2 separate regions of the Homo sapiens genome follow, and region 1 is linked to region 2. The links are chromatin loops, found by intact Hi-C in ENCODE. Cell type or tissue: left ventricle myocardium inferior. All regions are shown on one strand. Each heading gives the region's core, and the rest is flanking DNA. Links, peaks and the distances in the headings are about the cores only.

What was found. A loop is a pair of places that touch in the nucleus more often than their neighbours do. Peaks named below come from ENCODE experiments on the same cell type or tissue, not always from the same donor. Only the 100,000 strongest peaks of a DNase experiment are listed, where the experiment ranks them.
Region 1: a loop joins it to region 2, with 5 times the contacts of the local background. A loop is called at or near these places in 45 of 110 quality-filtered maps.

Annotation. Positions count from the first base shown.
Region 1 is chr11:73,342,495-73,358,157 of GRCh38, forward strand. It overlaps ARHGEF17 (Rho guanine nucleotide exchange factor 17), which reads left to right. Exons shown (of 21, transcript NM_014786.4): 2 at 4,389-4,466; 3 at 10,336-10,518; 4 at 13,039-13,155; 5 at 13,367-13,459; 6 at 13,681-13,857; 7 at 14,215-14,265; 8 at 14,531-14,640; 9 at 14,748-14,833. Among named protein-coding and RNA genes, the nearest start is that of RELT, 26 kb to the right of the region's middle. RefSeq lists an enhancer at 8,060-8,561. In left ventricle myocardium inferior, for the core only: CTCF peaks have their summits at 8,867 (motif pointing right) and 9,074; a DNase peak (open chromatin) is centred at 8,887; H3K27ac peaks cover 408 bases.
Region 2 is chr11:73,650,776-73,666,438 of GRCh38, forward strand. PLEKHB1 (pleckstrin homology domain containing B1) reads left to right here. Exons shown (of 8, transcript NM_021200.3): 4 at 1,013-1,115; 5 at 2,200-2,239; 6 at 5,028-5,132; 7 at 9,978-10,077; 8 at 10,691-12,044. The coding sequence ends at 10,827. Among named protein-coding and RNA genes, the nearest start is that of PLEKHB1, 12 kb to the left of the region's middle. RefSeq lists enhancers at 9,506-10,350, 10,351-11,193 and a silencer at 10,256-10,427. In left ventricle myocardium inferior, for the core only: no CTCF peak of the experiment used is centred there; DNase peaks (open chromatin) are centred at 1,746 and 3,401; H3K27ac peaks cover 748 bases.

The sequences.
Region 1 (15,663 bases), core at 4,062-12,061, 300 kb before region 2:
GTTCGTTTCTGTCAAGGTTCAGGTCTGTAAGGGACTGTGTTGATGTGGGTGCACTTGGCCTGACCCCCTTGTGCATACGGGTCCAGGCCTGAGGGCAGGTTTCCATGAACGTGGCCTATTCCGTGTAGGTGTGTTCGTGCCCCTGTGTGTGTCCCGTGCTCCGTGGCTCCTCGGTGGGAAGCTGCGTTCAGCGTGTGCCGGCGCTGGGTACAGGTGCGGACGGAAAGTACATGTCGGCGCCTTTGTCCACGGGTGTGCGCCGACTTGTGTCCTGGGGCGGGGGATGGGTCCGTGAGCGGACGCTGCCGCGTGGGGGAAGGGGCGGGTGCGAGGGCAGCCCAGAGCGTGCTGGGGGAGATGGGGCGGCGCGGAGAGGGCGGGGACCCTCCTCCCCACAACGGGGCCGCGCGCGCCTGGCTCGCCGGGCGCACTCCCAGCGCGGAGGAGGCAGCAGCGCCGCCGGCGGCCGGGCCGCAGCGCTCAGATCGACGCTGGAACTGACCACCGCGACCGCCACTGCGGCTGCCGCCGCGGCCGGGCTGAGCCCTTAGGGAGCGAGAGTGGGAGGCGGCCCCTGACTCCGCGCTGACCCCCGCCCCCCGCCCCGCCGCCACCCCGGCGCCCCCGCCCCAGCGGCTGGCCGGCCGCATGCTGCAGATGGTGAAGACCCTGGCCCAGTTCACCATCGCGCTGGAAGACATGCGCGATATGGGCCCAGCCGCCGCCTCCGGGGAGCCTGCCGGGGGCAGCAGCACTGACGCCGAGGAGCCTGGGGAGGCCCAGGTACGGGGAGGGGGAGGGGCAGCCAGGGACCTGGGCCATGGCCTAGAACTCAGCCGACCCAGGAGCCAACCCAGGAGACGGTGGGGGGAGGGGAGGCATGGGGCGCAGGGACTCTCTGTGACCGGGGATGGAGACCTGGAGATTGCCGGTGAGGAACCCTGGCAGGCGGTGGTGTGGCTGGCAGGGCGCTGAGGGTCAAGGCCTGGTGGCACTCCGCTTGCAGAAGTGCCTGTAGAAGCTGAGGCTGTCGCCAGTGTTATCCTGGGTCCACAGGCTCAGGAAGGAGAGGTTTTCCCAGCCCTCCTCTTAGGCTTGAGGTGGCCCTGGTGTATGTGTGTGCTGGAAAGTAGAGTCAGTTTTGCACCCCCACTGCCATCCTCTCCCTGCCGCTGGGCCTGCTGGCCCTTGGAGGAGTCATGCTGCGGTGGGAACAGCAGCGTCCCCGTTCTCGCTCAGTGTGTGTACCCCTGCAGGGGAGGGGAGGCGTCTTGGGGCTGTTTCCCTGTCTTTGTGTGTCTCTGGGCCTGGACTCTGTGCCATGCTCCCGGCCCCAGTGGGGGCTGTAATTCTGTCCCCTCCCCGTGCAATGATGTGTCTCTCCACAGCCTCAAGTCTCTGAGCTGGCGGGCCTGGTTCTCAGCTGCGTGACCTGGCTGCGTTTTTTATTTCTGTGTGGGGCGGCTTGCCTTTATGGCGTCTCTGTGTGCGTGTCTGTCTTCACACTGTGCCCGTCAGGGTTTCAGTCTTTGGGTTGTGATGCCCCAGTCATCCCAGGAGTGGCCCCCTCTGTCTTCCTGCTGTATCCCCCAGTGCCCACCTCAGTGCCCGGTGTAGCGAAGGTCTGGGGATGGGGCTGGTGAGGGATGAGGGGTGCTGTGGGGAGGCTGGGTGTGAAGGGCTGTTCTGCCTGGAACAGGTGGGCCTGCTGTTCAGGCTGACAGCTGCGCTGTCTGCCTCCTGCCTCCCCTGTCCACCCCCGCAACCCCCGCACACTACACCCGTGGTGGGCACGTGTAGAGGGCTGCTCGCGCAGTGACAGGGAGCTGGCCTTGTTTTCTGTGTCTTTACCTGACAGCTGAGTGACAGGCCGCTGTGCTCTGCCGCAGGGAGGAGGCTGGGAGAGGCGGGCATTTGCAGCGTCAGCCTCCCCGTGTCACCCCAGCCTCCCGGCATCAGGCACAGCGCCAGCCCTGCCTCTCAGGAAGCCTCCCTGACCATGACCATTGTGGTGCCCGCTGGGCCTGATGGGCCGTTGTGTGGGCGGGGGAGTGTGGCTGAGGGGCCCAGGGCCGCGCCTGGCCTGGCCCTGCTGTCAGGGAGCTCCCCACGCCGTCTCACTGAGGGGGAGAAAGGGTGGACACTGGTGACCTGCTGCGTGTGGACAGAGCTGCTCTGCTCGCTGCCGCCTTTGCCTTCACGGTGATGGGAGGGCGGGGTTATTAGCTCCATTTCATGGAAGAGAATGTGGAAACAGGGCCATTAGGTGACACCACAGTCACACAGCCAGTAAGGGCAGTGCTGGGGACCTGTGGCCCGTGGCTGCCCAGTCAGTCTGGGCGAGAACTCCAGGGGCTGGGGCCCTGAGAGTCATGAGGTGGCTGAAGAGACCCTGGTCCTTGCTTTGCCACTCACAGGCTGTGTGATCTTGGACAAGTCATGTCACCTCTCTGACATGACCCCTCACCTGTGCAGTGGAAATGGCAACACCTGTGTCACAGAGCTGAGTGTGAGGCTGAAGCAAGACCATGTCTGTGGGGTGCTGAGATGTCCCTGGCGTGGGGTAGGGCAGGATTAGGCATCTGGGCCTGTCCTCGGGAGGCCTTCCTGGCCCTCCACGCTCTCCCAAGTCTCCATCCTACAGTGAGCCTTGCTCGCACTGCCTCCTTCTGGAAGCTGCCCTGGTTTTTTAGAGGTCACAAGAGTACCGAGGATAGATGGTCTGCTTGTCTCCAGAGGCTCTGAGGCTCTGGTCTGCTGTTTCCGGAGGCCCTGAGGTACCTTCCCACCCGTCAGAGCCCAGGGCTGGCAATGGTGGGCTGGCAAGGATGGGGAGAGCCAGCCCCCCTTCCTCCCTGCCCCAAGGGGTGTCCTTCACACCCCCACCACTGAGTTCCTAGCATGGGAGCTCACTTTTCTGAGTGTGCTTCATTATAGGACACTGTGGGGACAGGCCTTGCCCCTGAGTCCCTGGTCAGAGGGCAAGGGATCTGAAGTGGGTGTGCCACAAGCAGAGGGGGAGCAGTGGCTGGGTCAGGCAGGACAGGCCTGGGCTCAGGTCCACTAAAACATGAGCCCTGGGCATAGCAGTGACCAGGACAGCCCCACTGGTTGAGTTCCTACCCTGAAGGACTAGAGGTGGAGGCTGGAGGGATGCCACAGACATGGACACCCTGGCATTGCCATCTGCACAGCACTTGCTCGAACCAGTAAGCCTTGATGGCAGGAACCCGAGATACGGTCCACAGATGCTCAGGCCAAGCCGAGACCTGGGAGGGGAGGGGAGAGAGGAGAATAACCCAGAGATCTGGAGCCTAGAGGAGTTAGGGGCCTTGCCCAGGATCACTCTAGGGCTTTAGAGGGGTCAGGAGTGGAGTCTAGGGGTCTAGGGCTTGGAGTGGAGTCTCTGCCAGAGAAGGGAAGTTGTTGGGGCTGGTGCTATCTGGGAAGGCTTCCTGGAGGTGGGGATTTTGAGGGGAGAGGTGTAGGGACTGGTGGAGAGGAGCAGCAGGTAAGTTCAGTCCCAGGGGCTGAACACAAGGCATCCCAGACAGGGATGAGCACCCTGTGCCTGGGGGTGTGGGTGCAGAGGCTGTGTGACCCCTTGGGGACTCAGTAATTCAGGTCATCAGATCCATAGGTTGGAGGCATCGGTGTCTGGGTTTCCTTTTTCCCCTCCCTAACATGAAGAGAATAATAACATATACCTCACAGGGTGGCCAGGATTATTGAATAATATGTCATGCTTAGAACAGTGCCTGGCGCATAGGAGGGCATAGTTAATGTTTTTAAATGACAGAATTGGGATCCAGCCTTGTCTGAGACTGGCTGAACCCTGATACTGCCCAGCTGTGTGACCTTCAGCACTGACTTCCCCTCTCTGGTCCACAGTGTCTTCCTCTGTAGCAGGGTGATGGTGTCTACTCTTAGGGATGGTGGGCAGCCCAGCCAGGTGGGCATGTCCCCATAGCACTGAGCCTGAAGTTGGGGTCTTCAGAGATGGCAGCTGGAGTGGGTGCTGGCCTGGAGGCATTGTTCTTTGCAAATGTGAAAGGTTATTGATTTTTTTAAAGACCCTTTTTCAATAGCCTGGCAGAGGAGCCAAGAAGTGGGTGGATGGGGCAGGGGCAGAGGAGTGAGTGCCTAACTGTGCAAGGCCACGTGTTTGAGGTGTAAGTCGGGGGCAGGGGGAGCAGCTGAGCAAAGACCTGGCAGAGTGGAGGGCCTGGGGGCCTCGGGGGAACAGCCCGGAGCCCTGGGCGGCAGGAGGGAAGGGCCAGGAGGGCAGGGAGAGGGTGTGGGCGGGTTCTCTGGGCACCATGTGGCTACAGGTGATGGGGTCTGGGGGGAAAAAGACCCCTGTTCACCCTCTGCTCCTGTCCCCACAGGACATGCGGAAGCACGTGGCCATGACCCTGCTGGACACAGAGCAGTCGTATGTGGAGTCGCTGCGCACCCTGATGCAGGTGGGGCTCGGGGCCCACTCCCCTGAGAATGGCCTTTCTGAGCCTAGGAGGCTGTCAGATGGGTGTGAGCAAACCCCTTTCATGGACAAGGGACTGAGGCCAGAGAGCCGTGTCCCTGGCATCCGTCGCCTTTCCATGAAGAACCCCCAGCATGGCCATTCCAGAGAAGGAGGAAGGCTTCTCCCGGGCAAGAGAGAATGCAGAGGGGCCAGGCCACCCCAGGGCAGGCGTCCCTACCCTGCTGTTCTTCCACGTCCCCCTGGCAACCCTGACCCTGAACTTAGATCCGTGAACTCCCTCTGATGTGCCGCCTCCATTGTATTCACTGACTGGGAAGTATGAGTTGAATAGAGTTCAGTATTGAGCACCTGCTGTGTGCAGGCCCTGTTCCAGGTGCAGGAGACACAGGAATGAATAAGAGAGCCCAGCCCCTGCCACAGGAGCTCACCGCCCTGCTGAGTACGTAGTGGAGTATACGGGCACTCTAGAAACATCGAGGGGCACCTGCTAAGCGTGGGGTCAGGGAGGTTTCCTGGAGGAGGTGCTCACTTCCACCATGACCTGTCTTCTCAACAGCAGGAATAGCACATTGCAAAGCCAAGTGAGGCCTGGCACATTCGGAGGTCTACGTGGCCAGCACAGAGCACAACGCGCTGGTCCCATAGCTATGCTGTCGGAGTCGGCAGAGGCCACGCTGTGGGGGCCTAGAACACCAGTTGGAGGCAGTAGATTCTGCCAGGGTCCGTGGATGATCAGCGAAGGGCTTTGAGCAGGGGAGGTGTGTGGCCTGATTCATGCTTCATGAAGTCTGTCTGACAGCTGGGAAGGTGGGTGGCAGAAGAGGAGGTCAAGGCCATTGAGATCCGGCAAGGATAGAGGTTACAGGAAGGGAGTGCTGGGGACAGACACTCAGGAAGTGGACTGGTCAGGCCAGGCGTGGTAACTGGTTGGTTGTGGGGGGCAAGGTGGGGAAGCCCAAGATGATGTCTGGGCTCCTGGCCTCGGATAGGTGGGGCCCAGGGGAGAAGCACAACTGGAGCAAGGTGGTGAGTTCAGGCTCAGACATGAACCTGGGAAGGCCCACAGCCTGGATGCACACATGGCCTGGGGCTGGATGAGTGTGGACCTGAGCTGAAGTGGGGCCTGGCAGTCACCATTGAGGATGAATTTGCCCAAGCTAGCTGGGCAGAGTGACAGCAAAGGGTAAAGGTAGAACCTTCACCCTATGGAAACATCCAGAGCATTCACTCACTCACCATTCATTCATTCATTCACTCACTCCACAAATCCACGGTGAGCCCCTTCTGCGCTCCAGGTAGTGTTCTCTGTGCAGGGGCATTAGTGGTAAGGGCCTGTCTCCTGGAGCTCACGGTCTATGGCAGAGACTGACAGTGACCAGCCAGACATCAACACACAGTGGCATGTGGTGATGCAGAAGTGCACACACAGAGAACCTACACACAACAGGGATACGCCTTAAAAGGAGGGAAATTCTGACATCCTACAACATGGATGAGCCTGGAGGACATGATGCCAAGTGAAAGAAGCCAGTCTCAAAGGACAAGCACTGTCTGATTCCACTTGCATGAGGTTCCTGGGGTAGTCAGACTCAGAGATGGAAGGTAGGATGGTGGGTGCCAGGGAAAGGGTGCCAGGCTGGGAAAGGAGGGAATGGGGAGTTACTATTTAATGGGTGTACAGGGTTGCAGTTTTACAGGATAAAAAGAGTTTTAGAGCTGGATGGTCACACATTATGAATGTATTTAATACCATTGAACTGTACATTTAAAATGGTAAATTTTATATTATATGTATTTTACCATAAAATACAATGCGTTTGTTTATTGTTTTTAAAAAGTGCATGGGGAGATGAGAACACAGAAGGGGGCCTACCCTGGTGTCGGGGTCAGGGAGGGCTTCCCTGGGGTTGGGGTATTTAGCTGAGACCTGAAGGGTGAGTAGATTTCAGCAGAAAGAGCCCGGAGGGATGGCTCCCAGCAGAGGGTATGTCAGGGACAAAGGCCAGGAGGCTGGAAGGAACCTAGAGCAGCAGGGAACCAGAGGTGGCCAGGTGGCTGCAGGAAGGAAGGCTGCTGGGCATGGAGCTGGGCTTTCCTGTGCACGCAAGGAAGCCATGGGAGGATGCAGCCAGAATGCCAGGCAGGAGGAGTAGACATGGCAGGGGCCTGAGGGGGTCCTTTGCCATCCCCTAGATGAGAGTTGGAGGCATTAGGGTCAGACAGTCCAGGGTTGAAGTCACGTGCGTCCTCACTGGGTGATACTAGCCTAATCACCTCACCTTCTCTGAGCCTCAAGTTTGCCTGCAAAATGTAGCTAATCTACCTATCTCCCATCAAGAAGACTTAAAGGTGAGCCAGGCGCGGAGGCTCACACCTCTAATCCCAGCACTTTGGGAGGCTGAGGTAGGCGGATCACCTGAGGTCAGGAGTTCAAGACCAGCCTAGCCAACGTGGTGAAACCTCATCTCTACTAGAAATACAAAAATCAGCTGGGTGTGGTGGCAGGCTACCTGTAATCCCAGCTCCTCCAGAGGCTGAGGCAGGAGAATAGCTTGAACCCGGGAGGCAGAGGTTGCAGCGAGCCGAGATCCTGCCACTGCACTCCAGCCTGGGTGACAGAGCGAGACTCTGTCTCAAAAAACAAAACAAAACAAAAAAAACAAAAGGTGATGACGGCACCCATGCCTGTTCACAGGCAGGAGTCAGGAGCAGTGGAGAGCTGGGAGCAGGCAGGGCTTGGGCATGTCTTTCTACCTCCGCCAAATCTCCCAGACCCGTCCAGGGCTGCACTTGGGAGAGGGTGCAGGACCTGTGGGTGGAGGAAGCCAGAATGTTGGGTGAGCAAGGTGGAGGTGGACAGGAGGGTGTCACGTGAACCCAAAGACCGTCCCTGGAGGCAGCCCTGGAGTGTGGGAGGAGGACTGAGGTCTGGCTCCAGGTCAGGAGTATGACTCTGGAGCCAAGCCACCAGCATTCAAACTTGGCTCCATCTCCTGGCCAGCTGCATGACCCGGAGCATGTCACATAACCAGTCTCTGCCTCAGTTTCCTCATCTGTAGAGAGGGGATAATAATAGACCTGCCTTGAGTGCAGTTAATTAGAGACACATGTTTATAATTTAGCATACTGCCTGCAGCTCTGCAAGCATGGTAAAAAGTTGCATTTAATCTTTGTATTAACCTTGTGAGGTAGATATTATATTCTTTATACAAAGAAACGAAGACTCACAGAGGTTAAGAAACTTGCCCAGGGTCATCCATCTAGTGAGTGGTATTAGTTGACATTCACTGAGTGCCCACTATGTGCCAGGCACTGTTCTGAATGCTTTAGAACAGTGAGTAAATTCATATAAGCCTGACTATAAACCCCATTTTGCAGATGATGCAGCTGAGACACAGAGAAGTAAAGCTGCTTGTCCAAGGTCACAGAGTTAGGAAGTGCCACACCCTGGGTTGAAACCCTGTCATTGTGACTCTGGGTTCTCCCTGTCACCCACTAGTCTACACTGCCTAGAGCACAGTGGTATTCAAATTGAGATTGGACTCCATAGTCCCAGTGTTAACTTCGAACCATCACTGCCCTCACTAATTGATAAGTGTTGTTCCTGCAGGCCAGGTGTTCAAAATGAACAAAGAAGTTAAATAGAAGTTAGGAGCCAGAAGGAGGGAGGATTTGAAACTAGGTCCTAGGGCTACATCCCTTCCTCAGTGTCACCCTCACCCTCTGAGCCTATTTTCAACTCTGACACTCGAAGCTAACAAACGCCCCTTCCCCTGACCACCCTGACGAGTCCCCCTCCCCTTGGCACCCTGATCCCACTTCTCTTTTCCGTAGCACTCACTGTCTTCCACCATGCTGTATAGTAATTTACGCATTTATCGTGCTTCTTTCCTGCCTCCCACCACTCATGTGTCAGCCCCACAGGGGGTCTGTGCAGTGAGATGCCCCAGTGCTGGGCAGGCTGAGCATTGGTGAGTGAATGGGGCATTGGCTTGTGCCAGGTTCCGTATTGGGCTCTCAGTCATTGTTTGTTCTTTCCTCCTGCTGTGTGCCCGCTTCTGTGTGGGGTGCCGGGACCCTGAGGTGAGCGGTTTAGCTGCTGCTCCTGCTCCTTGTGGAGCAGCGGGCCCTGACCCAGCCCAGGAGCTGGCTCACCTGTGGGCAGGAGACTGCCTGCCTATCTCCTCACCATCATCCCGGCCTTTTCAGAATCCCCAGCCAAGAGAGAGGATTCTGTTGAGCTTTACTTTCTCAAGCTTGTTTTACAAAACAAGCCAGATTTTTAAAAATGTTTAATATAAATGTTATTGCAACATCACATATGCTTTTTCAAACAACACCCTCCTGTTTTTTTTAGCCTGCAGTTACAGCGTAGGGCCAGTAGAGGGCGACCTCTCCACAAGCGCACCGGCCCCTGAGCTGGGCTATTAAAGCTAGGGGAACATCTTTGCACGTAGATTTGACGTAAAATAACGGGAGTTTTAGTCACAGACTGGCCAGCAGGTCTGAAATCTGTATAACAGCGTTCAGAAAGTGTCAATAAGAGTCTCCAGTAACTTCCCATGTGGTCTCATGATCTCCCACGACCCTCCCTGCTCTATCTTCACACCATTATCGCCTTATTTATTTATTTATTTAGTCCTCAGGCTGGAGTGCAGTGGCGCGATCTCGGCTCACTGCCACCTCCACCTCCCAGGTTCAAGCAATTCTTCTGTCTCAGCCTCCCAGGTATCTGGGACTACAGGCGCACACCACTAGGCCCAGCTAATTTATTGTATTTTAGTAGAGACGGGGTTTCACTGTGTTGCCCAGGCTGGTGGCGAACTCCTGAGCTCAGGTGATCTGCCTGGCCTCGACCTCCCAAAATGCTGGGATTACAGGCTTGAGCCACCGCGCCCTGCCGCATTATCGCCTTTTAACTGACTACGAGATTTCCATATGTCATCCATTCTGAGACTCGTGGTCTTCGCGTTTTAATATCCCTAAATCAGGGTTCATTCTATAATTGGTAGCATATCATAATTTAATTGGCAACCAGTTTTTCTTAAATATAAAATAATGGCTGGGCGCAGTGGCTCATGCCTATAATCCCAGCACTTTGGGAGGCCAAGGCAGGTGGATCACTTGAGGTCAGGAGTTTGAGACCAGCCTGGCCGACATAGTGAAACCCTGTCTCTATGAAAAATATAAAAAACTAGCTGAGTGTTGTGGCGCAGACCTGTAATCCCAGCTACTCGGGAGGCTGAGGCAGGAGAATCACTTGAACCCGGGAGGCGGAGGTTGCAGTGAGTTGAGATCGCACCACCGCACTCCAGCCTGGGTGACAGAGCAAGACTTCGTCATAAAATAAAATATTTCTTAGATTTGATGAAATATGATATTTTAAAAAATTTCTTCCGTTTGTGTGTTTCATCAGACTAGATCCTAAGCTCTATCAGGACAGGGATTGTGGTCTTTCTTATACATTGCTGTCTCCCAATTCTTAGAACAGTGCCTGGTACGTAGTAAGTGCTCAGTAAATCTTTGCTGAGTTAGTGGTGGGAGGTCTTTCAAGGAGCCCCATCTTGCTTTCCTCATTCCAAGCTCTGTTTGTTCATACATTAAACAAACCTCTTCCTGAGCGTCCTTGCTCCCATCTTGTGCCAGGCCCTGGGCTCAGCGATGAGGGCATGAGCTTAGATCTTCCCATCTCCCTCCTGGAGCTCTTGGTCTCATGAGGGAGATGTGGAAGGCAGGGCGCTGAGCTGCAGGCCCGGGTGATTCTGTGTGCACTCACACAGGGGCCCTGTGTAGGTGTGGTGGGGGCGGCATCTCTGAGGGAGTGTGCACCGACCCTGTGGGTCCTTCAGGGCTACATGCAGCCGCTGAAGCAGCCAGAGAACTCCGTGCTCTGTGACCCTTCACTGGTGGACGAGATCTTCGACCAGATCCCCGAGCTCCTGGAGCACCACGAGCAATTCCTGGAGCAGGTTCGGCACTGCATGCAGACCTGGCATGCCCAGCAGAAGGTGGGAGCCCTGCTCGTCCAGTCGGTGAGTGGCCCCGCTGCTGCCAATTCCCACAAGCACAGGCCCTCCTGGAAGGGGCTGGATGTGGCCACGGACCCCACCCCCACCCATCCCACCTGGATACTGACTCTGTTTCCAGATCTGACCATAGAACTTGGCTAGACATTGGTACTTACCCCAGCCCCTGGGTGGACCTGAACTTGGACACTCCCCTACCCCAAAGCTTGGCCAGACTCTGGCACGGACTCCGACCCCAGCCAGACACTGACTCTGATCCTGGACCCTACCCCGCTCCTGGCTGGCACTGACGTGACTCTAGTCCTGACCCCAAGCTGGTGCGGACGCTGACCCAGACCTCAGATGGATGCTGGTACTGACCTCCACCCTATCTTTACTGGAACCAAAATAACTGCCCTGGTCCTGACCCTGGACTTGGGCTGGATGTTGATGCTGGCTGAGTCTTGACTTTTTCTCCATCAGATATTTTCATCATAATAGCATACCTGTTTGCTAGGCATTGTTCTAAATGTGTTGTATCTATCAACAGCCCTGGTAGGAGAGTGCGTTGGTTACCCTGATTCTAAAGATAGTGACTGAGACATGGAGAGATTGGTAACCTGATGAAAGTTACAGTTAGGAAGTGGTGGAGGACTCAACTCCAGAAAGCCTGGTTCCAGTGCCCCGGCTTCCCCTACCCCATACTGCCTCTCACCACAGGCCAGATCTCCACTGTACACTTGTCAAGCTCCCACAATAGCGAGTGAGATCTTAGAAAAGGTATTGACTTCAGAATTCAAAAAGAACATCGAAAGCAAAACCAATAAGCATTTAATTAAATGCCTGTAAAACATAGCATGCCATTTTCATTCATTGTTAAATTTAGTATTTATAAGAATTTAATTACATTTGAAAAACTTCCAGTTCCATTTTATTTTGCCAGAATTCCCAAGAATACACCATGATGACTGATAAATCATAGCCAAATGCAAACTAAATGGTTTCTCAGAGCCACATAATTTCAAAAGCAAAATTGTAAAAATTCTTGCAAAAATTTTACAAGTGAAAAATTATATCTATTTCTGTGGGATGTATGTTTCAATATATTTGCTATGCTGTGGGGTGGGGCCTTGAACCATCTTAGAATGTCCTTGCTGACCCAGAAACTGATGGGACCAGACAGGGGTGATGGGGTTCCAGCTTGGATTGAGTGCTGATGTCTCCAGCCCATCATCACTCTCAGTGTCAGTAAGCTCAGCCCCCTGCCTGGACCTTGATGCTGACCATGGACTACGGCGAAGCCCTGGACCCGGAGGGGTCAGCACAGGATGCTGTGTCCCAGGGTGGGGGTGGTTGGTGAGGGTTGTCTTCCTCCCTTTGCTTCTTCACACCCTGCCCTGTTCTGTCCAGAGGCAGGGGCACTTGGCACCTTAGAGGGACAGGACTCTGGCCGGGCGCAGTGGTTCACGCTTGTAATCCCAGCACTTTGGGAGGCCGAGGCAGGCAGATCATGAGGTCAGGAGTTTGAGACCAGCCTGACCAACATGGTGAAACCTCGTCTCTACTAAAAATACAAAAATTAGGTGGGCGTGGTGGCATGCACCTGTAATCCCAGCTACTCCGGAGGCTGAGGCGGGAGAATCGCCCGAACCTGGGTGGCGGAGGTTGCAGTGAGCCGAGATCGTGCCATTGCACACTCCAGCCTAGGTGACAGAGTGAGACTCCGTCTCAAAAAAAAAAAAAAAAGACAGGACTCTGAGGGGTACAGAAATATCACTAATGTGGTCACGTAGCTTATCCACAGTACAGTTGAGACAGGAACCCAGGTTTCCTGGTTCCCAGACAAGGCTTCTTACCAATAACCTCCATATTTAGTCCGCCATCAGCATCAAGCAGGTATTAGCCACCAGCTGTATGTCCTGCCCTGAGCTGGGCTTTACTGTGGGTGGGATGGGAGCACTTTTCATGGAGAGGGAGAACTTGTCCTAGGAGATCAGGAGAAGCCAGAGGCCAGGTGGCGTACCAGGCAGAGCTCTAGTCAGGGAAAGGAGTACTTCCGAGAGGAGGCAGAACTGGAGCACAGCCCTGAGGCGGGGCGAGATTTGGATGAGGAAGGGCATTCCTGGTGGGGGGATCTGCATAAGCAAAGGCCAAATGGCTAGAATGAGTCTGTGTCACTCAGAGAATGGGGAAAGGGAGACCTGCCTGGCTGGACTTCGTGAGGGTGGAGGTCTAGGGATGGAAATGCCCAGTTGGAAGTGAGAGAACCAGGTCTGAGCTCACAGGATACATTCAGGTCTACATATGTGCATACATGAACAGTCACACCCAGATAATATGAGCACTCGTATATCCATGTGTACACATGCACATACGCCTAAACACGACCACACTTAGAGCCACAGGACATGTGCCTGATCCCTTAGAGATTGTATCATTTCTAGTTGGAGGGAAAAGATGGTGACTCATGAATCAGTGAAAACTAGGACAGGGTGAGGTGGGGTGAGGGACACCTTGAGGGTCCCCAACCTGCCTCCTCCTCCACAGTTCTCCAAGGATGTCCTAGTAAACATCTATTCTGCCTATATCGATAACTTCCTCAATGCAAAGGATGCTGTGCGTGTGGCCAAGGAGGCGAGGCCTGCCTTTCTCAAGTTCCTAGAGGTACTGTGGGCTAGGGCAGGGGGATGGAGGTGACCCTCACCTTGGGCCAGCTTTGAGGGCCCCAGGAGCTCCCAGCGTGGGTACCATAGTCCCAGCCAGTGGGCCAGCCTCCGCTCTCAGGCTGAGCTGGAGAGGCTTGCTGGGGACCTGTCCCTGGACATAGTCTTCCTGGCATGTCATTCCTCACATGATGCCCATCCATGGGTTTCAGCAAAGCATGCGTGAGAACAAGGAGAAGCAGGCGCTGTCTGACCTCATGATCAAGCCTGTGCAGCGGATCCCACGCTACGAGCTTCTGGTGAAGGTGGGCATGGACCTGGGTGGGCAAGTGGGCAAGGCCTGGAAGCATGGGGGGATACAAGGAGGTCTAAGGCCCCTGCCTCGTTGAGCCTGACATCAGGGTCCCTAGGGGACAGGTAGGAAAGATAGTCCTCTTTGGTGTCTACCCATAGTCCCTCCTGCTCCAGCAGTCTGGGGCCCCAGGGGTAGCTAAGCAGTCAGGTCTGCTCCCCATTCCCACCCCAGGACCTCCTGAAGCATACACCTGAGGACCACCCGGACCATCCACTCCTGCTGGAGGCGCAGCGGAACATCAAGCAGGTGGCTGAGCGCATCAACAAGGGTGTGCGGAGTGCCGAGGAGGCGGAGCGCCATGCCCGTGTGCTGCAGGAGATAGAGGCTCACATCGAGGGCATGGAGGATGTGCGTGCGCCCTGCCCCACCCCACCCTACCCCACCCCACCCACATCTGTGTCCACTCGGCCTCTGTGTGCATCTGTGGCCACCTGGAATCGTGGCTGTGTCCATGTCCGGAACCACAGTGTGTTTGCATCCATGTCTGCCAGCCTCTGTGGCCACACGTCTCCACCTGTCTGTTCTTCCACGTCTGTCTCTGACCTTGGGTCCTGTGGCCTGGCAGCACAAGGGCATTGAGGGTGGGAAGCATGCTGCTTCCATTGGCCTAGCCCATGGAGTGGGGCCGAGGGATCACTGGGATTTTTGGAGGGGATAGGGATTAATAACTGGCCTTCGAGATGCCTTGTCCCTCCTGTCCCACAGCTCCAGGCCCCTCTGCGGCGGTTCCTGAGACAGGAGATGGTCATTGAAGTGGTAAGAAGTGTCCCAGTATCTGTCCGGCTGTCCCCACCTCCTCACTTTGTCCTCTCTTCTGCTCACACCCTCTACCTGCAGGTCTCCCTGCTCTTTCACCCCGAGGGGAGCCCTGGTCGAGTCCCCACTCTGCTCTGACTCTCTGGGAAGCTGGGGAAGAGCCCTCACTCTCCCTGGGTCTCAGTGTCCCCTTGGGCACTATGGGCAGGGGGGTGGGCTTCTGGACTGTGTCCACCCAGCCTGAATTCTGCCTTGGGCTCCACAGAAGGCGATCGGTGGCAAGAAGGACCGGTCTCTCTTCCTGTTCACGGACCTCATCGTCTGCACCACTCTGAAGCGAAAGTCAGGCTCCCTGCGGCGCAGCTCCATGAGCCTGTGAGTGGCTGGGCCGGGGTTTGGGTGGTGCCAACAGGGGGAGCATTTGTCCCTCTCTGAGCCCCACTCCCCGACCCTGGCCAGAGCGCCCCATTGGCTCCCCACAGGTACACGGCAGCCAGTGTCATTGACACAGCCAGCAAGTACAAGATGCTGTGGAAGCTGCCGCTGGAAGACGCAGACATCATCAAAGGTGGGTTTGATGCTAGGGGTTCTGGGTGTTGGGGTCTTCCTCTGAGAAGCCCTCCTGGAGGGTCTGAGCTCCAGCCAGTCTGGCTGCCTGTCCAGCTGCTTTTCCACTTTTGGGCCTCGCTCTCTCATCCAGTGCAAGGGGGCTGGCATGAAGGACCCATTTGGCACCCATGGAGCCAGACAGTCTGTCCATGTACACTTCCTTCCAACTGGGCAGGGACCTAGGCTGGCAGCGGGAGCTGGGTGGGGGTGGTGCACACAGAGCAGCATCACTGTAATTAGCCATTGATTCATCTGTGCAAAATCATTTGAGCGCCTAATATTAGATGATGTTGCACTGTCTGGTTCAGCGGTTTCACACACAGGGAACAGACACTCGCTTGAGTTACTGCAAGCAAAGGGTTGATTGGAGCCATCCATGTTGTTCAGGGCTGAGACTGTTGGGAGCTGAGGCAGCTTCCAGGAGCCGCTCCTCCTGCGGCGTCTGTCTTTCTTCCCTTCTTGCTGAGTCTGCCCTGTTCTCACTGCTGTTAGCTTTCCCTGCTTCCTCATAACTCCCGTGATCAGACCCAGGCTGGCTCCTGGCTCAGCTGGAGGGGAGCTCACCTGGAGCTTGGCCCTCAGGGTAACAGACAGGTTTGCTCGGCCCCTTGGTGAACCCAGGCCTGCCCACTATGTAGGAATACCAGCTGATTATTACTCTAATTGGTCCAAGTCAATAGAATGACCACCTTTAAGTTAGGTGCCCACTCCTGGTCCAGTCAGCTGTGAGCAAGAATGGGGCAGGGTCATATGGAAGAAAACATGGCTGCCCAGGTGGTGAGGGTTGGG
Region 2 (15,663 bases), core at 120-8,119:
TGCTGTTGGAAGTCTTTTTGCAGCTTTCAGAGGCATTTCACAGACATTGCTTCTGAGCCTCTGTCAACTCCAATTCAGTTTGGTGTGAGTTAAGAAATAGGTCCTTGGCTGTGTGTGGTGGCGCATGCCTGTAATTTCAGCACTTTGGGTGGCTGAAGCGGGCGGATCACTTGAGGTCAGGAGTTCTAGATCAGCCCGGCCAACATAGCGAGACCCTGTCTCTTAAAAAAAAAAAAATTGGTGAGATGCGGTCACATATGGCTACTGGGGAGGCCGAGGCAGGAGAATTGCTTGAGCCCAGGAATTCAAGGCTGCAGTAAGCTATGATCCCAGTACTTTGAGAGGCATGTAGATTACTTGAGTCTAGAGTTCAAGACCAGCCTGGGCAACATGGCAAAACCCCGTCTCTACCAAAACAAAAACAAACAAAAATTAGCCGGGCATGGTAGTGTGTACCTGTAGTCCCAGCTACTTAAGAGGCTCAGGTGGGAGGATTGCTTGAGCCTGGGAGGCAGAGGTTGCAGTGAGTGTTCATGGCACTGCACTACAGCCTGGGGGACAGAGCTAGACCCTGTCTCAAAAAAAAAAAAAAAAAGAAAAAGAAAAATCAGTCCTTTAGTGCCTTTCTCCTCTGTGCTGTCTCAGAGGTGAGCCAGGCACAGTTCCTGCCCTCCAGGCGCTCGGTACTGGATGAAGACGAAATGAAATTAGGAGGCCCAGAGAAGCGAAGTGGCCCAGAGTCACAGCAAATCTCCACATTCCTCCACCAAGGCCCAGGCCACAGTTCTAACAGGGTAACTGGGAGGTGTGCTGAGGGAAGCCTCAGCATGGAAAGGTTGGAAAGGTTGGAAACGTAGAGTGGAATCCCTCAGAGAGTATATGGGATCAGAGGAGGTTGGCAGTGGCCAGTAAACAGAGCCCAGAGAAGTCAATTCCTATTCCTGTCCCTGCTTTACTGGGGGGACCTGGGGCTTGTGCCTGTGGAAACCCATATATGTGTGTCTGCTTCCAGATGTGCAGCCCCCAGAGGGCCGGAGCCGAGATGGCCTGCTGACTGTGAACCTACGGGAAGGCGGCCGCCTGCACCTCTGTGCGGAGACCAAGGATGATGCCCTGTGAGTCACTCCCAGGAGAGGATGGGGTGGAATCTCGGGGAAAGTTACCATGTGCCCCCTTCTCATTGGGCCTTCTGGTTCTCTGACCGTAGGAAGAGGGCACTAAGGCCAGTCAGCAAGGGAGTCTTATTGGAGGCGGGTGGAGTGGATTTGAAGGGCTTGTGGTGACTGGCATGGCACACAGTGAACTCCTCATGTGGTCTACAGTGAACTCAGGATTGCTGAGGGGGAGGTGTGCACACCTGCCTCAGGTATCTGGTTCCTGGTCTTTAGCGGCCTCTGAGGTGAGCCCTCACCTGAGGGTGATGCAAAGCAGCAGAGCAGCCTAGTGGCACCCTTGCTCCCTTCTTAGAAGATGCCCTGGTGGGGGACTCTGATCTGAGGGGTAGCCCTGGACCTGCCTACAAAGGCAGTCAGCTGCGTCCCAGGCAGGGGCACCCCAATGTCAGATGCATATCCACGTGGCCAGCCTGGGTGTGTCCTTCTCAGGCACCATCTGCTGGCTCACATTCCGTCCCTTCCTACCCTCTGGCTAAGGGGTACATGGCCTTTGCGCTGGAGGAGAGTGAAAGAGATGGGTGTGTGGGAGTGGGGGAAGCTGAGCTCCAGGCAGACAGCACAGAGCCGCCTTGTCCAACCCAGCCAGGTGCCATGGCAACCAACAAAGGCCCCATTGTCCCGTGTCTGCTGGGCCTTCCTGAGGCTCTGGGGTCAGAGCTTTGGGGAAGTGTTTTGTTTGTAGATTTGGGATGTGGAGGGGGACTGGGCTACAACACCCACCCAAGAGTGTCAGAATCTGACATCCCCTGAGAGACCACCCAAGCCCAACCGTCCACTGTATAGATGAGGAAACTGGAACTTCTAGAGGGGACGAGAAGAATGAATTAGCCTAACTTAGTGCTCCATCCATGTGACTGGGGCAGGGGAGGGGTCACTTTTGTCTTCCTGAGGGAGACAAGAGATCTCTCCTTTCATGAGAGACTTGGGCTTGAGGCTGGGTTGGAGAGGAAAGTCTAAAATGTGGGGGCCCAATTCACCCACCCCCAAACTCCCTCCTCATGGTCTGGTGGGATTTGCTTTGCAGAGCATGGAAGACAGCACTGCTGGAGGCAAACTCCACCCCGGTGAGTCTCCCGTTCTCTCCCCCTTTCCCCACCACCTCCATGTGCCATGGAATCATGAGTGACTCAGACTCGGTCTCCACCTGCCAGAAGTTCTCAGTCTTATGTGGATAGGTTTCTGCAAACTCTGATGCCTGAGTCCCAAGTGTTCGGGGAAAGGATAAGGGAGAGCCAACTGGTGCTCAGAGGAGAGAGAGAAGCCTCCATGGAGATTTGCTGGAGGGAGTGGCACATGAGCTGGGGAGAAGGAACTGTCTTTTATCGAGCAACTATTATGTGCCAGGTGTGGTGCAGGTATCATTCCAGCTGCTCCTCACAACAGTCCTGTGAAGTTGGGGTTATTGTTCTCTCTCTGCAGATGATAAGACTGAAGCTCATTCATCCGCACAACAAATATTTACTGAGCTGCTACTATGGGCCAGGTGGTGTGCCAAGTGCCAGGGATCAGAGGTGAACCAAGGAGATATGGGCTCTGCCCACCTGGACTCAGCCTAATGAGAAGCCAGACATGGAACAACTAATTAATTATTCCATTTCAATAGTAATAACAGCTCTGACAGAGATTTGCAGTGTCTGGCCCTTTCATCCAGGTGGTAGTTCAGGCAAGGCTTAAACCGAGGACTGAAGGATAAACAGAAATTGACTGGGTGAAAGGTGTGGGGATCGGGTAAAGGGCACGGCATTCCAGGCAGAGGGATCAGCATGTGCCAAGGCTCTGAGAGAGGTTAAGACATTTGGCAAGTTGAGGAACAGAAGGACAGCTGGGGTGGCTGGTGCTTAGGGAGTGAGTGGGTAAGGAGGGAAGGAGGGTTGGCACGACCAGGTCTTGTGGGCTGTATGAAGGATGTTGGTTTCTGCTAAGAGCACCAGGGAGCCATGACAAGTTTTTGAACAGAGGGATGGCATGATCAGATCAGGTTCAATTTATATTTTTAAAAAGATAATTGTTGTAACGTTGGGGCATGTAAAAAAAAGGGGGTAGTCTGTCAGTTTATGAAATTTTGTTGTAGAAAAAAGGAAAAAAAAAAAGATAGTCTGGCTGGTAGGTAGGGAATGGATTATAGAGGGTAACTGCAGACACCCAGAGGCCACTTAGGAGGCTGGGACAGTGTCCGGGCAACAGACTGGAGATCTGGATTAAGGCCTTGTTGGCCGAGACAGGCTGATGAGTACAGGACATATTTAGGAGATGGAGTCAACAGAGCTTGTGACTGATGGAAGTGGCGGTTTGAAGAGCCGCCCAAAGCCCAGCTTGGCCTCCACCCCCATCTGCCTGACTCCAGAATCTGTGCTTGCTCTTTCTCTGTATGGCACAATGGAGCCCCCTCTCACCTATAGAGAAAGTCCGTTGGGAAGTAGCAGGGGAGACCTGGATGCATTTAGAAACCTCCTCAGGCATCCACGTCCTGAGTGCCAGGCATCATGCTAAGCCCCTGGCAGCAGTGACATCATTTCATCTTCCAACAACCCTGGCAGGGCAGCTGGGTGGGGGTTGGTATTATTAGTCCCATTTTACAGATAAGGAAGCCGAGGTTCAGAGAGGGGAGGTGACTTGTCCAAAGCTTATACTCTTAAGTCAGTGGAAAAGCCTACCATGGAACCTAGGTCAGTGAGATTTTGAGAGGAGGGCGTTATCTGCAGAAGTAGCTGCATGAGCAGAGACAGAGAAGTGATGTGTGCACATGTGTGTGTGCACAAGTGCTTATGCACATATGCATGCGTCTAAGGGCCCAGAGTCTGCCTGGCTGGAGAGCAATTCATGAGGCGAATGAAACAGGAGAGATGACCTCTGAGGTCATCGGGGCCAGCTCATGATGGGCCTCAAAGTCCAGTTGGAAGAAATGGACTTTCCCTGAGGCCTGTAGGGAGCAATAAAGGGCATTCAGCAGCGAGGGCTGTGGTCAGATTTTGGGGAGCAGACTCAGGCTTCCAAGTGGCGGGTGAATTGGAGAAAGCTGGGAGTAAGGAGGCTACAGCAGTAGTCTGCAGGGTGGAGGGACCCAGGTCAGGCTACCCTGGCTCTGAGCTCCAAAGCCTCTTTATGTGGGGCAAGTCAGTTCCACCAAAGAGAGGCGGAGGGAAGGAGGCAAGGGTGACTGTCTGCACTCTGTGACTCTATGAAGCGGCCTCGTCCTTCTCTGCCTGTCCATCTCCTGTGGCTCTGCTGACCCTTCTCTCTGCCCTGGCCTCTATTCTACCTCCCACTACTCCACATATACACGTCCTTCTGTGCCCGGGCTTACTAGAGTCGGGGTGTATTTGTGCCTGTGTCTACCTATCTTTGTGTGTTCACCTCTGTTTATGGGCTTCTCTCTGTAGCCTGTGTGGGAATGACCTGCCCTTTGTCCTCCGACATGCTGGAGTTCATACCTCACTCCAGGTGGAGGCTCCAGGAGCCCCTAACACCAGCTTTACTGGGAACACAGGGCCTGGGGGCACAGCTAGGGACGAGGCTGGGGTGAAGCGGACCAGGTGGGCTAGAGGACAGAAGGGAGTCGCCCTGTCCTCCCTGGAGACTGGGAACCCCAGCAGGATGAAATAGGGGAGGGTGGGCTAATTCTGGAAAGAGACTACTTGTCCTTCTTTTCTGCGTAACTTTGGCAGTCATCAGCATTCTCTGAGCCTCCCCCGTTACCATGAGCTGAGGAGAAAGAGGATGCTCCCTGCCACAGCCCAGCTGGCGGAGGGCTCTGGTAGGGTCTGGAAAGAGCTCTTGAGTCTCTTTAGGTGTAGAGGGCCTCTGACACCCCCTCCCTCCCTCCTCCTTCTTGGGTTTCTGTGGCTTGAGCAGGCCCCAGCTGGAGCCACCGTCCCTCCCAGGAGCCGCCGGGTTTGCTCCAAGGTCAGGTGTGTGACCCGCTCGTGGAGCCCCTGTAAGGTTGAGAGGCGGATCTGGGTAAGTGCTGGCTCGGCCCTCCCTGCCTCCATACTGGCCACCAGGATGAGCCTCCAAAACCAGGCCCAGTCCATCCCTTCCCTGTGACAAACATTCCATGGCTCCCTATCACCCACAGGACACAAACCAGCTGCTCTGCTGTACCCTCTGTCCCCAGCCACACCAGACCTTTTCCCTCTGCCAGCCTTCGCACATGCTGTTCCCTCTGCTGACAAGACCTCAGTTTCCTCATTCACCTGACAAACTGATGCTCATCCTGTAAGGCCCACCTCAAAGGCTGCCTGCCACCTACTCAGTGGGGACTTCCTAGACCACTAGGCATCGTCATTCCCTCCCTCAGCCTAGCGGCACCAAGGCTTAGTGCTTTCTTCATTCTGCCTGGTTTCAGAGCTGGTTTATTCCTGTCTGTGTAGTCTTCCATGAGGCCTAGAACTTCCTCCAAGGCAAGAATGAGGCCTGATTGCGCTGCCTCTATGGAACTTGGCACAAGGCTAGGTAAATGGCACATGCTCAATTAGTGCTCGATGATGGGGAGTCTATGCTGACCTTTCTTACACAGTGGGGCTCAGGGAATGTTCACTGAGTGAGCAAAGGAAGGAAGGAGGGAGTGAAAAACTTCCTTTATAGCAATACTACTACATAGTCTAATTTAGTCTAGGTCTGTCTCCCCTCACCCTCAATGTTTCTTGAAGGCAGGATCTGGCCTGAATCTTTTCTCTGTCCCCAGAACTCAGCACAGGGCCTGGCATGGGGTGGGTGGCAGGAGGGGGCTTGAGTGAGAGTACCTGTGATCTTATAGTCAACTCTGAGCTCATCTTACACAGTGGTGCTCAGTGTGGCTATGTATCAGGATTGTTTAGGAACTTACAAGCACTAATAACAAGTATTCATGTTCCACCTCTGGATGTTTTAATCTGGCATGGGGCCTAGGCCTAGGAAACCTGTAGTTTAAACCTGTCTCCTGGCCAGGCCTGGTGGCTGACACCTATAATCCCAGAACTTTGGGAGGCTGAGGCGGGCAGGTTGCAAGGTCAGGAGTTCAAGACCTGCCTAGCCAACATGGTGAAACCCCATCTCTACTAAAAGTACAAAAATTAGCAAGACATGGTGTAATCTCAGATACTCAGGAGGCTGAGGCAGGAGAATGGCTTGAACTCAGGAGGCGGACGTGGTTGCAGTGAACCAAGATCACCCCACTGCACTCCAGCCTGGGCAACAGAGTAAGACTCCATCTCAAAAAAAAAAATTGTCTCCTGATGACTCTGATGTGCAGAATCACTAAGCCTAGAAGTGCCTGGGCCACCAAATTGTATAGATGTGGCACTGTTAGATCCTCAGTGGCTTGGAGAGGTTACCTAACTTGATCAGGGTCACTCAACTCATCAATGGCAGGTCTGGGACTCCCAGCCCATCGTTCTGAGGTATTTTCCATGCCCAAACTAGGATGCAAGTTTGTTTAAAGTGGGGATGTCAAAAACTAGGATTTAACAGACTGTAAACCTAATAACACAACAGCTCAGCTAAGGGGAGTCATTTGCATGTGACCCCCTGATTGGTCAACACTGGTTGTACCCACAAAGTAGCTGGGCCTCTGGAGAGGGAGAGGCAGGTTCAAACCCTCAGGTTCTGCCCATGGGTCTCTGGGCTGTCCCTATTTGTTGCCAGGTGACTTATAGGAGTTTACTTCTGGGCCTCCCAGACGTGGAGAGTAAAAACAGGTGCCCTCGAGGGATATGGGGTGCTCCACCCTCTCCAGGGCCTCCCAAGGCCACTGGCTCACTGTGTAGCAGCAGGGCAAGGTGGAGGCTGTGGACCTCAACTTCCCCACCAATAAAATTGGACCTGAGAGCTTAGATCCCTCCAACCCCTTTTGGGCCTGGAGCCTGGATCTTGGCACTGCCTACCAGAAATCCCTATTGGATCACTGATGGGGAGGGAGCACCGTAGAGTTCACTGACTTACGACATTGCTTGTCTGAGCCTCTTGCATTGTCTTGGGACTATATGTTTTCCCTGACTTGAAACTGAACTCAGAGTTGGGCAACCTTAGTTCCAGTCTGGCCCTGTATTTGATTCACTGGAATGAATTCAATAAACATTTATTAGGTACCTGCCATGTTCCAGTCAGATCTGATTAGACCCAGTCTCTGCCCTCAAAGGCATCTCCAAGTCTGATGGGAGAGACACAGGGAAACAACGTGAAGACAGCATGATCGGTGCTGTGATGCAGGGACATCCAAGGGCTGTGAGTGTCCAGATGGGACCCCAACAGAACCTGAGGTTCAGGGAGAGTGATGCTTGAGTTGAGTCTGAAAGACAGGTTGAATGAGGTGAGAAGCATATCCCTAGCAAAGGAAAATGGCATGGAGATTTGAAATCACAAGGTGTGCTTGGAGACCTTCCCCTTACCACCAAACTTCTTGAAAGAGATGTCATGACATGGGGATTGCATCCTTCACCTCTCAGCCTTTCTTCAACCCTCCATAGCTTGGCTTTTCCTACTCAGCAACTCCTCTGAAAAGTTTTTTCAAGGTCACTCACAACTTCCAAGTTGCTAAAACCAGTGGCCTATTATCTTGGAATTGGCCAAAAGAATGGGCAGAAGAACACATTTAGAAGATAAAATCACGAGACCTGGTGGCTGATGTGTGGAAAGCAGATGTGTGAAGACAAGGGCAACAACCTGCTTTCTTTCCTTCTTTCTTTTTCTTTCTTTCTTTCTTTTTTTGAGACAGGATCTCCCTCTGTTGCCCAGGCTGGAGTGCAGTGGTGCAAACACTGCTCACTGCAGCCTCGATCTCCTGGGCTCAAGTGATCCTTCTGCCTCAGTTTCCCAAATAGCTGGGCCCACGGGCATGCATCACCACACTCAGCTAATTTTTTAATTTTTTGTAGAGACAGGTTCTTGCCATGTTGCCCAGACTGGTCTTGAACTCCTGCATTCAAGCAATCCTCCCGCCTCAGCCTCCCAAAGTGCTGGGATTACAGGCATAAGCCGCTGTGCCTAGCCTTTCTTGATTTGAGTGCATGGTGATGGCATGTACTGAGAGAAGCATTTATGGGGCTGGGTACTTTGGGAGGCCAAGGCGGGCAGATCACCTGAGGTCAGGAGTTCAAGACCAGCCTGGCGAACATGGTGAAACCCTGTCTCTACTAAAAATACAGAAAAATTAGCCAGGCGTGGTGGCAGGAACCTGTAATCTCAGTTACCTGGGAGGCTGAGGCAGGAGAATCGCTTGAACCCGGGAGGCGGAGGTTGCAGTGAGCTGATACCATGCCATTGCACTCCAGCCTGGACAACAAGAATGAAACTCTGTCTCAAAAAAAAAAAAAAGATTTATGGGAAAAGCAACAGTTTTAGCAGATGGAGAAATGTTGCAATCATCTTGAGATGAGTGGAGTTTGAGACACCTGGACTTCTAAGGGGAGCTGGACTGTTCAGGTGTGAATCCCAGTTAGAGAGAGATACAGGGTGGAATGGGGCTAAGAGGAAAGATCCAGAAGAGAAGGGGATCCTGACCCCTCTCCAGGTCTGCTCCCCCATGGGTAAAATGAGGGGTTTGGAGTTTCCATTTAATTCAGCACATAGTTCTTGGTTCCTGGTATGCACTTGGCCCTGCTGGTGACACAAACAAATCAGAGTCCTTGTCTACAAGCAGCTCACATTTGGGCTGCAAGAAAGGCCAGGAGAAAGGATAGCAACAAGAGGCACAAGCAAGATCCACAGAATTCAGGGAAAAAAAAAATTCTTCCTGAGACCAGGAGAGCTTCCTGGAGTGGAGTGGGTGACCGTTGAGCTAGGCTTTGAAGGGTTGGCAGAAATCTAATGGGAGAGAGGGGAGGGCAGGGAATGCATTCCAGAGAGAACACTGACCATTCTCTGAGCCTCAGTCCCCAACCCTATGGTCATGTGGAGCTAATACCTGCTTTAAGGATTAGAGGTGGTGTAACACACGTGATCACTTCCTTCAGGACCTGGTACATAGTAGGTGCTCAATAATCGTTACAGCCTAGTGCAGCCTAACAATTTTGGGTCAATGATGGACCACATATACAAAGGTGGTTCCATAAGATTATAATGGAGCTGAAAATTTCCTATCACCTAGTGATGTTGTAGCCATGATAATGTCGTAGGGCAATGCATTACATTTTCTACATTTATATATGATTAGTTAGATAACAAATACCATTGTGTTACAATTGCCTACAGTATTCAGGGCAGTAGCCTGCTGAACAGGTTTGTTGGCTTGGAGCAATAGGATATACCATATACTCTAGGTGTGTGCCACCTAGGTTTGTTTGTAAGTACACTCTATGATATTCACATAACTAAAATTGCCTAAGGACGCATTTCTCAGACTGTATCCCTGTTGTTTAAAAGACGCATAACTGTATTTTAGTTACTTCTCATCCCTATCCTTCCTTTCCCTTCCTTCCTCCCCAACCCCTGTTTATTTCCTGGGCCTGGGGCTTGGCCATGTTCCCCTCCTTGTGACTAGTAGAGCTGGGTCTTTCAAGTGGCATTATTGTAGAGCTGCTAGCAAATATTAGACTACCTATAAGGAGAAATTGGGAGCCATAGAGAATTTTTTGAGCTAGGTGGGAGGCCAGAGTTGGAGAATGGGTGTCACTGGGAGCTGGATGTAGGGCAGAAGTTTTAGAGGACCGTGGACCTTGTGGGGAGGGCAGGGCCTTTCTCCAAGAGCTTGCTAGTGGCTGGAGGCCCATTTCTAAACTTGGGGAGGTGGCTCCATGGATCCCAGAGAGGCCTGTGCCAGGCGTGGGGGTAGGGGACCAAATCCGGGCCAGGGAGTTCCTGGGCACCTGACATGGTTGGATTCCCCAGGTGCGCGTCTACAGCCCGTACCAAGACTACTACGAGGTGGTGCCCCCCAATGCACACGAGGCCACGTATGTCCGCAGCTACTACGGACCGCCCTACGCAGGTAAGTCTCCAGCGTGCCCCGGGGCTTGCCTCGATCCAGCACCGATTCAGCGCCAGGCCCAGCCCACGGTCCGTAAGTCCGGACCAGGCTTCATCCTTTTAGCGTGCACGGATTTTCCCAGGCAGAACTCTCCGCAAGCCCCTCTCCATCCTGAGACTGGGAGAGCTCTGGAACCAGCGTTCGTCTCGAGCTGACCTCACCCTTCTGGGATGGCTCCTCAGCCCTGCGGTCGGCAATACCCATTCCTGAGCCGGTAGCGGCCCCTGGTGGCTACTGCGGGAATGCTGCCTCCTCCCCGCTCTGGGGCCTGGCGGTTGGGAATGCCCATCGTTAGGCGCCTGGTGGTTGTGCTTAGCGATCTCAGGGTTTCCTCGCTGCTCCGCCCTAGCCTGCCGTAGCGGACCCGTAGGTTCCGGGACATCCGTAGCCGATCCAAGGCCTGGGAGCCGTAGGGTGGAGCTCTTCCCGCGTCTAGATCTGTTCTTTGACTGGGGAGCAGGAGAGTGGGTTCGGCGCCTTACACTGGGTTGGGCTGGAGTGATGCAGGAAGGGTACGAAGATCACTCTACTCCCTCCTAAGTCGCTGATCCTCATGGGCTGTCTCCCTCTGCAGGCCCTGGCGTGACGCACGTGATAGTGCGGGAGGATCCCTGCTACAGCGCCGGCGCCCCTCTGGCCATGGGCATGCTTGCGGGAGCCGCCACTGGGGCGGCGCTGGGCTCGCTCATGTGGTCGCCCTGCTGGTTCTGAGCCCTGGGACTCGGAGCACTGACCCCTGCGCTTGGATTGCTAGACTCCTCTTCCTCCTGGACCCCATCCTCTACCATCCAAGCCCTGTCCCACTTTGGCCCTATCCTCTCCATTAGCTCCTTCCGGGTTTGGACCATTCCCCCCACTCCCTACCCTTAATCCCCACATGGGAAGAAGCTATCATCACAGGTACAAACATCGCTTGAAGTCTTCACATCTACCACTAGACACCCCCAAAATCTGTTATAGACATTTATGGATACATTTCCTCTAAACACAACAGGGCACAGCAAATACGACTTCATTTGGCTTCGAGTTCCCCAGGCGCTGTAGACACAACATGAATCGGGCTCTCTGCTCTCTCCTTAGGGAGCTCGAGTCCTGGTGGGGAGAACAGGAGTAAACAAGGACTTGACAAAGCTGAAGAGTTATCAGTCCTTTGACAAGGACAGGTGGGGCAGGGAGCAAGACAGGTAGGCTGGAAGAACAGTTATTGGCAAGTATGCAGAGCCGTGAACGTCATGGCATGTCCAAGGAATTAAATGGGAGTTCATTTGGGCTGGGGTGGAGGCTGGGATCAGACCGTGGTGGGCCTTCAAGCTAAGGAGCTTCCTAGGTGAAAGGGGAGATGTGAGCCTTCTCTGGAGGGAAGTTTCATGATTGCATCTATAATGAATATATTGCCTGTTTTGTGAATACTGACACATGTCCATACCTAAAACACTCCTGAGTCAAGTCCCATCCTTCCCACAAACAGCTTCCTGGCTGGTACCCATGATAACAATTGAGCTGAACCTGGGGACCCCTGGTTGGGGAACAGGTGAGTTCTATTTGAGACTTCCAGCCCTAGAAAGCTGCCTCCGTCCAGAAATGCCTCTCACACCAGGAGCTCGGCCCTCTCTTTGTAGCTGTGACTGTCACCCTCTCAGGCTTTGTCTCATCCTTCATTCTGAATAAGATGGCAGTGTTCTCCTCTGGGGCCTGATCCACCTCTACACCAGCCCAGGAAGCCCCATCTGTGCCTGCCCTCAGGTGGTCCACCAGTCTCCCCCTTTGGTTCCCTTCCAGTCTCTTCCCCCTTTCTATCCCAATCACCAATAGAAATGCTAACATCCCTGCCTGGTAGCCAGACTAGCCCACTAAAGCTCCCCTGTAAATGGGGGCTCCATTAGTTCTGCTGCCGAGACTAATAAAGATTTGGTTGGCTCTAGCAGTAACTGTGGCTTGCTTTGTTCCCCCAGAAGGCCCTGTTTCCCTCTCCATGATCCAGCAGCTACTAGTGCCTTCACTGGTCTAGTGAAAAAGAGTGTGGATTCTGAGATCAGTTGGAACTGGTGACAGCATATTAGCTGAGTCATTTGGGGCAAGTCACTTAACCTTTCTGGATTTTGTTTTCCCTACACTTAAGGTAGCTGGTTGAAGTTGACCATTCCTGAGGGCTCAAGAGGAGGGACTGCCTTGGAGTCTCTGTTGTCTGAGCTGATGGATGATCCAAGCCAGGTCCTGCCTGCTTTCTGAGAATCCTGTTCATGTTGGAGTCTTTTCCAGTAGGTTCCCATCCTTCTAGAGTTGAATCAATGAATTGTTCTCATAGAAAACCAGGTGGTCAGGAAAGGAAACACCATCATCCTGCATCAGGCTTCTTGGGGCTGTCAGATAGAAACTCCCTGTTCAAACTGATTTAAGCCAAAGGGAAAAGGTTAAGCCACATAACTGAGAAGTCCAAGAGCTGTGTGATCCAGGGGCTCAAAGAGTGTCACTTAGACTTTGCTTTGTTTCCATCTTTACACCTGCAGGGCTGGCTCATTTGGAAGCTGCAGTGATGTTCAGCAGCTCCAGGCTAATGCCCTCCTGAGTTCAAGTCCAACCAAGAGAATTTCTCTTCCTCTAACAGTATGACTGAAAGTCCTGGGCCTGGTAGACATCAGTCTAAATTGGGTCCTGTGGCCATCCCTGCATCAACCCCAGTGGTCTGGAAACGGATGGTCTAAAATAACAGGGCTTACAGCAGGGGTGGGATGGTGTCCCAGAGGAAATTCAGGGCACTGTTCCCAGAAGTAGGATGAATAGATGAAAGCTGGTTGGCAAAAATATCAGGTATTCACCTCAGCCACAGTTCCAGAGACACCAACTTAGAGGTGAGACATGTATAAAAACAGCAATGATTGAATGAAGTTACAGAGGAACGTGGTGCAGTTGGAGCTCTGAAGAGGAGGCATGCAACTCTGCCAAGGGAACTAGGGAAAGCTTTGGGACAGGAAGTGGAAATTTATTTTGAACCTTGAAAAATGAGTAGGAGTTTGCCAATCTGAAAAAGTTGGGAGAGCTTTCCACACAGAGAACAGATGGAAGAAATGGTATGAGCAAAGGCATTAGAGGCTTGAGAGCACCCTGAAGTTCAGGAACCAGTCTCATGCTATAGCAGGTCGCATGGTGAGAGGTGGTGGATGAGGTCAAACTATAAGGAACCTCTTGGGCCAGGCTACTGAACACAGGGCATAGTCCAGTATGTGGCCCCGGCTTAAGGACAAGCATGGATGCAAGAGGAGCCTCTTGAGAAAACCAAGGTCTGTTAGCATTTGTGCAGTCAGAGGTTACATACCCTGGGTATCCTAAGGCCTGTACTGTGTTCAGGGGACCCAGCAGTGCATCAGACCCAGTCCATGCTTTGGAACTTCAGCCTTAATTTTTTCTTTTGTTTTGCTCCCCTCCTTTCTCCTCCTCACAGCCTTAATTTTTTCTATTTTTGTCTTTCCTCCTCCCCTCCCCTCCCTTCCCCTCCCTTCCCCCTCCCTTCCCTTCCCTTCCCCTCCCCCCCTCCCCCTCCCTTCCCCTTCCATTTCCTTCCCTTCCCCTCCCCCACTCCCCCCTCCCCCTCCCCTTCCCCTTCCCTTTCCTTTCCTTCCCTTCCTTTGCAGCAGTGAGAAGTGGGGAGAGAGAACAGAGTTTGATCTGTAACTGACTATGAACAGTCAATTGAGATAACTCACTACCTTCAGCCCAGCCTCAGCCTTAATTTTCTCCCAGATGGACCCAGTTACCCTGTCAGTCCTTTAGTGGCATCCCCATTACGCCATCTCATTAGAGGGTGTCCTGCATGCTCCTGCAGGGACATCTCTGAGTTTGGCTCTGGGAATGACCTTTCCTCTTACTCTCCGGCACAGTCTCAGGACTTTTAGAGATCAATATGTAGGAAGAGCCCAAGCTATCTAGAGTCCTTTCCCAAGAATGTGGGTTAAACAAGGATCAGGGAGCTGGCTGGGCAGGGCATTTGAGATCAGACAGAGCTGGGGACATTGCCATTCATTGCCCAAAGCTTCCCCTGCTTTATCTCATAGGTCTTTGCAACAACCCCATGGGCCTGGTGTTACTATTCTTATTTTACCTACAAAGAAACAGATGCAGAGAAGGAAAGTAGATTGTCCAAGTCATGCATGCTGTGTCAGAATCTGGATTCAAATGCAGGTCACTTGACCTTGTCTACCACACCACACTGCTTCTGCACTATAAATCCTGTGTGGCTCATTACCTGGCAGGAAAGTAATTCCCAGAGAGGAGGTCAACTGTATAACACAAATATCTCTTCTCTTTTCCTTTAGCAAATGCTTTCCTGAGAAGTTTTGTTGGCAGACAGGGCTGAGAGCTGGGTACTGGAAGATGAATGAGATTTGGGCCCTACATTCAAGGAGTTTGTGCATGTGCGTGCGTGCGTGTGTGTGTGTCTGTCTGTCTATCCCAGACATGGGCACAGACTATGACAACATGGGCTGTGGGAACTGGTAGCCCTGAGGCTGTAGGGTCACAGAGAAAGCAGCCCTTAACTCAGGTATGGGTGGAAGTGTCTTAAGCTAGATGTAAAGACAAATGCTCTTCCAACTATCGTCTTGTGGGAGTTGCTAACTTAGATGAAGAGGAAACAAGAACTAAAGCAGCACTCAGTGCCGAGAGTTCTCTGGGTGAGGCTGGATCTGCAGTGTGATGGGTGGAAACGGGGGTCAGCAAGGTCAAACCGTCAGGGGCCTTGGATGCCAGGGAAGGAGCTTGAACTATATACTAACTTCCAGGCCATGGAATGCCTCCAAAAAATTTGAAGCAAAGGAAGGACATGGTTGAACCTGGAAGTTCGATCTCACACACACAAAAACAGACATTCATTCTCATAGACAACATGGTCTCAACCCAGACAAAACCATCTCTGCAAACTGTCTGAGCAGCCCAGGTACTGCCTGGCCACTCATAGCCAGCTCACTGGGGGTGCTCAACTCCACATCCATTCCTGAGACCACCTGCCTCCATCAGCCCCTACTAGAGGAGATTCTGTAGATAGCAAGGGTCTGTGGCACTCTGAGCATCCTGGCAGTGAGCACTTCTCCAAAATCAGGTATATGACTCAGTCTCAGAACTAGAGCCCTACATTCAGAATACCTGGCTGGATATGACCCTCGATGCCCTCTAAAATGGATTTGTCTCCCCTTTGCCCCACCTGAAAGGGACCATGCTACTGCTTTCTGCCACCCATAGGGACTGGGAGTACTCTTACCCTTTCCCTTTCCTGCCCTTGTGGGATAGCTCAGTCTGTGAGACCTCCTTCCTCAGGAGTTGAGATCTACCTCCTGAGAACTCCCAGGGTTGGGTCCCAGATTTACTTCTGACCTCAGATCAGTGTTCCCCAACCTTAGAATTTCCCACAGAGGTTTGCAGATATCTTAAGTGGTCATCAGGAGACTTCATTGTCAGAATCATGGTCCAATCAGTCTATCACCCTTAAACCTGAAGCACAGAACCCTGAGGTTTGACCCTTTCTAGGTTGGTCACAAGCCTTGGGGATGGAGAGGG